Regions from separate parts of the Homo sapiens genome. Here region 2 is linked to region 1. The links are chromatin loops, found by intact Hi-C in ENCODE. Cell type or tissue: B cell. All regions are shown on one strand. Links, peaks and the distances in the headings refer to the core of each region. The heading gives the core; the rest is flanking DNA.

The links. A loop is a pair of places that touch in the nucleus more often than their neighbours do. Peaks named below come from ENCODE experiments on the same cell type or tissue, not always from the same donor. Only the 100,000 strongest peaks of a DNase experiment are listed, where the experiment ranks them.
Region 2: it touches region 1 in a loop (13-fold over the local background); 21 of 110 quality-filtered maps call a loop at or near these places.

The regions. Positions count from the first base shown.
Region 1 is chr14:22,224,886-22,227,714 of GRCh38, forward strand. It overlaps TRA and TRAV36DV7. Among named protein-coding and RNA genes, the nearest start is that of TRD-AS1, 260 kb to the right of the region's middle. In B cell, for the core only: a CTCF peak has its summit at 1,567 (motif pointing right); a DNase peak (open chromatin) is centred at 1,676; H3K4me3 peaks cover 862 bases; H3K27ac peaks cover 836 bases.
Region 2 is chr14:22,374,231-22,377,059 of GRCh38, forward strand. It overlaps TRA. Among named protein-coding and RNA genes, the nearest start is that of TRD-AS1, 110 kb to the right of the region's middle. In B cell, for the core only: CTCF peaks have their summits at 1,324 (motif pointing left) and 1,530; a DNase peak (open chromatin) is centred at 1,301.

The DNA of each region.
Region 1 (2,829 bases), core at 191-2,690:
TTTTCTTTATCCAGTCTACCATTGTTGGGCATTTAGGTTGACTCCATGTCTTCGTTAGTGTGAATAGTGCTGTGATGAACATAGGTGTGCATATGTCTTTATGGTAGAAAAATTTATATTCCTTTAGGTATATACCCAACAATGAGATTGCTGGGTCAAATAATAATTCTATAGAAGGCTTTTTAAAGTGTGGGCTAGTATTGAAGGTAAAGATTGCCTTATTCAGTTCTGTATGCTCCTCTGTTCCTGGCACAAAGAAGACAGTCAATTAAAAATGTTTACATGAGAGGCCGGGCACAGTGGCTCATGCCTGTAATCCCAGCACTTTGGGAGGCCGAGGCGGGCAGATCACAAGGTCAGGAGTTCAAGACCATCCTGGCCAACATGGTGAAACCCCGTCTCTACTAAAAATATAAAAAAAAAATTAGCTGGGCGTGATGATGCGCACCTATAGTCCCAGCTACTTGGGAGACTGAGGCAGGAGAATCACTTGAATCCAGGAGGCAGAGGTTGCAGTGAGCCGAGATCACACCACTGCACTCCAGCCTGGTGACAGAGCAAGACTCTGTCTCAAAAAAAAAAAAAAGTTACATCAATTAAGGGGCAAGATGCTAATTAATTCTCATATCTGTGCCTCTGTGCCACCCAGAAATGCAGAAGGAAGCTTATAAACAAAAAACAGTGGGTTAAATTATCTGACCTTCATGGGGACAGTACAAACTATATTCATAAGCAGTAATAGAACATGGCATTATTTACTTTATTGTGGTGTTGTCACATCATCAGTCTCTTACTTCATGTTTCTGGGTTTTGTTTCTTGCTTAAGATCTAGAGAATTAGGCCACTTTATCATTGTCACAAAAAAAGTAGTCTTGGAAACCAAGCGATCCATCACTTCCTCTCAACTGGGCAATTCAGCTTTTCTGGAATGCAAATATGTTTGTCTTCACCTTGAGATTTGAACTTTCTAATTAGTAATTCTTTTTCTTAGTGATCATAAAGATCAAGCAAGAAAGTACTAGTCTTCCTAGACTTGAACACTACCTACATAGATTATATGTATTTTACTAAAAATAGACATTCCTAGACGATGACAAGAAAACTATGTAATAACATTTATGGAATGGAATGCAACCAAAGCTATACTCCAAGTATACTAGCGAAGGCCAAACTATTCTAACAAATATATGCCAAACGTTCAGAGGCTTAATGAACAAAGTTTGTCTTTCTTGTGAAAATCTGGAGCAGATATTCCAGGTCAGCAGATGACTCTGCCTTACATGATCTTTGAGGAACTGAGGTTATTCTCATTTGGGGACTCTGCTATTTCTCAGAGACTTACCATCATATGCAGGGTCATGGCCTGGCTATGCCAGGTTTCACTTAGCAAGGAGATGAACGAGTGGGTATGGAGCAGGCATGACCATTCCCTTAAGAATCATGGACAAGAAATAATAGAATTACTGACTCCTAAGATTATGGACAGCTTTGGGTAGCCTGTCCTTCAATGGTAAGACAATTTTAGAAGTATCTACCATCTTTCATAAAACATGTGGACACTAGTTTTCAGCTATTCTGCACCAGCTCACAAGATGGCGGTGTTCTATTTTGAATGACTTCCATGGGTGATTGAGTGGGAGGGATTTGAATTTAAATAGAACCAAATGACACTTTTTTTAATGGTTGGCTGAATTGCCAAATTGCTATTTCCCTTTTTCTGAGTGTGTGTCTGTGTCCGTGTGTGTGCATGTGTGTGTGCACGCACGCGCACACAGGCAGACGCTAGGGGTAGAGTGTGATGGTTCAAAAAGAAAAGGAAACGCTTAAAGGTAGTGAATCACGTTTTGCCCAGGAAAACACACTTGATAACTGAAGGATGATGAAGTGTCCACAGGCTTTACTAGCTATCTTTTGGCTTCTACTGAGCTGTAAGTAGGGTTACTACAAAGGGTCAGGGGCAACCAGGAAACCTGAGGATTGATCCTCAGAACACTAAAAGGGTAAAGTAGACTTCGTTCTGACTTATTGTCTGGGAGCCCTGTGGTTCCAACGGTGAATAATTATCACATTTTTCTACACAGGGGTGAGCAGTGAAGACAAGGTGGTACAAAGCCCTCTATCTCTGGTTGTCCACGAGGGAGACACCGTAACTCTCAATTGCAGTTATGAAGTGACTAACTTTCGAAGCCTACTATGGTACAAGCAGGAAAAGAAAGCTCCCACATTTCTATTTATGCTAACTTCAAGTGGAATTGAAAAGAAGTCAGGAAGACTAAGTAGCATATTAGATAAGAAAGAACTTTTCAGCATCCTGAACATCACAGCCACCCAGACCGGAGACTCGGCCATCTACCTCTGTGCTGTGGAGGCACAGTGCTCCCTAGTCACCTGCAGCCTGTACTCAAATTCTACAGCTGAGGCTCTGCAACTGTAAGATGGGGAACTTGCTACATTGAGCAAGCCCTCAAAAATAAACTATACGGAAAAGCAGTTATTGGTCAAAATCCTTGTGCCTATGTTGACAATTACTTTTGCAGTTTACTGAATCCTAACTCAGAGTCATATCGCTGCATTCACTACTTTCTCTGTGAGTTTTCTATGGGATTCAGCATAGCTAATATTTCTAGAGGGTCACTCAGGATACTAACTCCATTGCCACACCATTATGCTCTGTGGTAGAAAGCAAGCCCTTTTATCAGGATTGTACAGGCAACTGATATGTGCACTACACATTAGGGAATCTACCTAACAGCTATGGATGTTTTAGCTTCTTTCCCAGGACAGGCACATTTATAGGTAAAGTTCTGCCTATAACATTTTTTTCTGGAC
Region 2 (2,829 bases), core at 94-2,593, 150 kb after region 1:
ACCCAAGTAATAAGCATAGTACCCAATAGGTAATTTTTCAATCTTCACTCTCCTCCTACCTTCCACCCTCAACTGGGCCCTGGTGTCTATTGTTCCCTTCTTTGTGTCCATGTGTACTCAATGTTTAACTCCCACTTATAAGTAAGAACATGCAGCCTTTGGTTTTCTGTTCCTGCATTAATTCACTTAGGATAAGAACTTCCAGCTCCATCCATGTTGCTGCAAAGGATGTGACTTTTTTCTTTTTTATGGCTGAGTAGTATTTCATGGTGTATATGTACCACATTTTCTTTATCCAGTTCATCATTTAAGTCACCAGTTTTGAGTTTAATAGATGAAAGATATATACGTGGTGCTGGGTTTTGCTTATTAACTTGATTCTTCTCATTTTGTACATAATTTTCATGCTTGTTTTCCTTTGTTTGAAACAAATTCATATTGAATTGTTAATTAATTCACTTGATGGGCCAATCAATTTACTGTGCACCAATAGTACAATACTGAAAGAAATATTTTTAACTTTTAATGAAGCATTCTTTACTATTGCTAATCAACTGTAGTACAGTGATTTATACAAAAGATGAGCTCTACACAGTACAGCCATGTGAATGGGGAATTTAGCACCAATCATTCATTGAGTTCCCCATGCTTACAGCATCTAACTTGTTATGATTCTATTTTCCAATGACTGTTTTATATTCAAATTACTTGACATTATTAGGCCTTCACTTAGTATTAAAGTAACTATTAGTATTAGCAAAGCAGGGCATCAAAATATTGTGACAGTGTTTGCTTATAGTTTTTCAGCCCCAACGTGAGTTAGTTGTGTTTTATGAGGGGTATGTACTCCTTATAATTTTGCATAATTTAAGGCTTATGTTTCCGTGGGGAACTGGTTCACAGAGCCCAAATACCTACAACTTTGTAGCACATTTCTGTTTTGATGCCGCTCTTTATTTTCTTAGCATTATCTACAATATTTAGCAACTGCTCTTTTCTAAATTAGTGGTAAAACACATCAAGGGAGTTGTTTGGCTTTTTCTGTGGGAGTGAATTATAGCTAACATCTGTGAAAAGTTATGTATCTGAATGCACATTTTCCAGCATGAGCTTTAGTACCAACTCCTAATGAATGCTAATATAAAAAGAAGTAAAACAATTTGAAATTATTTAAGTGATTATTAAACATAATAGCATAAAATAACCAAGATCTCTTATAGAAATGCTCATAAAGCAACAGGTGGAACATACCATACTAACAATGGCTGGTTCTTTCCATTAAAGCTGAAGTAGCTCCACCATGTGGCAGGAGTAAAAACAATCTACGATTCCTTTAGCTTGTTCACCAACTGAAATTACGCAAATCTCATTTAAGTTTGATGAGAACCACAAAATTACCCATTCTTCTCAGAATATATGGGCTATTAATTTTTATATCACATTACTTAAATTTCACATAATTTATGCTGCCCAACTACATGTTTTAGACTACCATTCCATTGAAAACACATTTTTAACTCCATAAAATTATGAAGACCCATGAAAATTCTAGAGATGCATATATTCCAAGTATAATAAATATCACAAATAACTTTTAAATTCAATTTTTAAATAATTCTTGTTACTATTATAATTTCCATACAGGTCTCAGAAGCATCTTAAAAGTAATGATAACTTTTTGTCTCTGTAAAAAGAATACTATTCAAAAAAGGACAAAAAGTTCATAAATGTGGAATACTAACTTTGTAACTAATATATAAAATACATGAGTTTTTTGATTCCTAAATTCTTCCAACAGAAATTCAAATAATGTAAAATATTGGTATCTTTAAGCCGTAACTTATTACCTTGTTAATTTCAAAACAGCATACTAGTAACCTGATCTTTAACATTAGTTGTTACCAAATTATAGTTTTTAAAAAATTTCCTAGGAAAGTACGCCATTTTTTGGGTATCGAACATCTCACCTCATAGGAATACGGGGATTGTTTTCCTTCCACTCTTTTGTATTTTCCAAATTTTCAATGTAATAAGCACATATTAATTTTATGATGAAATGAAATTTGTAAAAGAATAAATGTTAACATTAGAAGATAATTAACAAGTTATCTATCTCGAGTACAATATACAATACAAGGAAATTAATATACCACTTTACCCTGGTGGCAAGGAAAATAGGTGAGATATCTTTCCCATCACAACATAAAAATATATGTTAGTAAATATTCATATTGGAAAGGAATGTATTCTATGACCTAGCAATTACTGCGTCCCAGTCTTGGCATTACTCTTATTGTAAAAGAAAGCATGAACAAGCAGCAATTTTGGGGCCATAAAAAGTTGGAAATAACATAATCATATAGTAAAAAGTGATATCACAGGTTATAATAAGTCTATGTTCCATATATTAAAAATAATGACACGAATCTACATATAATGAAAAGAGAAGATTGCCAAAATGCATTATTGATTGAGAATGCAAGTTGCAGAATAATATATACAGTATTATGCTATTTATGTTGATAAAAATATTGTACAGTATAAACCCTAAATATTGCACAGCAAAAGGACTGTAAGTACATTGATGAATTCCCTGTTATTAGTACCTGTGGAAGAGGGAATTATATTGTGGGATGGGAGAACAGTCAGTGGAGAGTTTGGTTTTAATTGCAATGCTTTTATTTTTATAATAAGGATGTATTAGCATATTACTTGCATAATTAAACTTTGTTTTTTAGGTTTTCTTCTTCACCATCGTATATTTGCATGCATATACCTATGCAAATAACAAAGTCCACCTTTATTGGGGATTTGTGACTGGCATTTTTC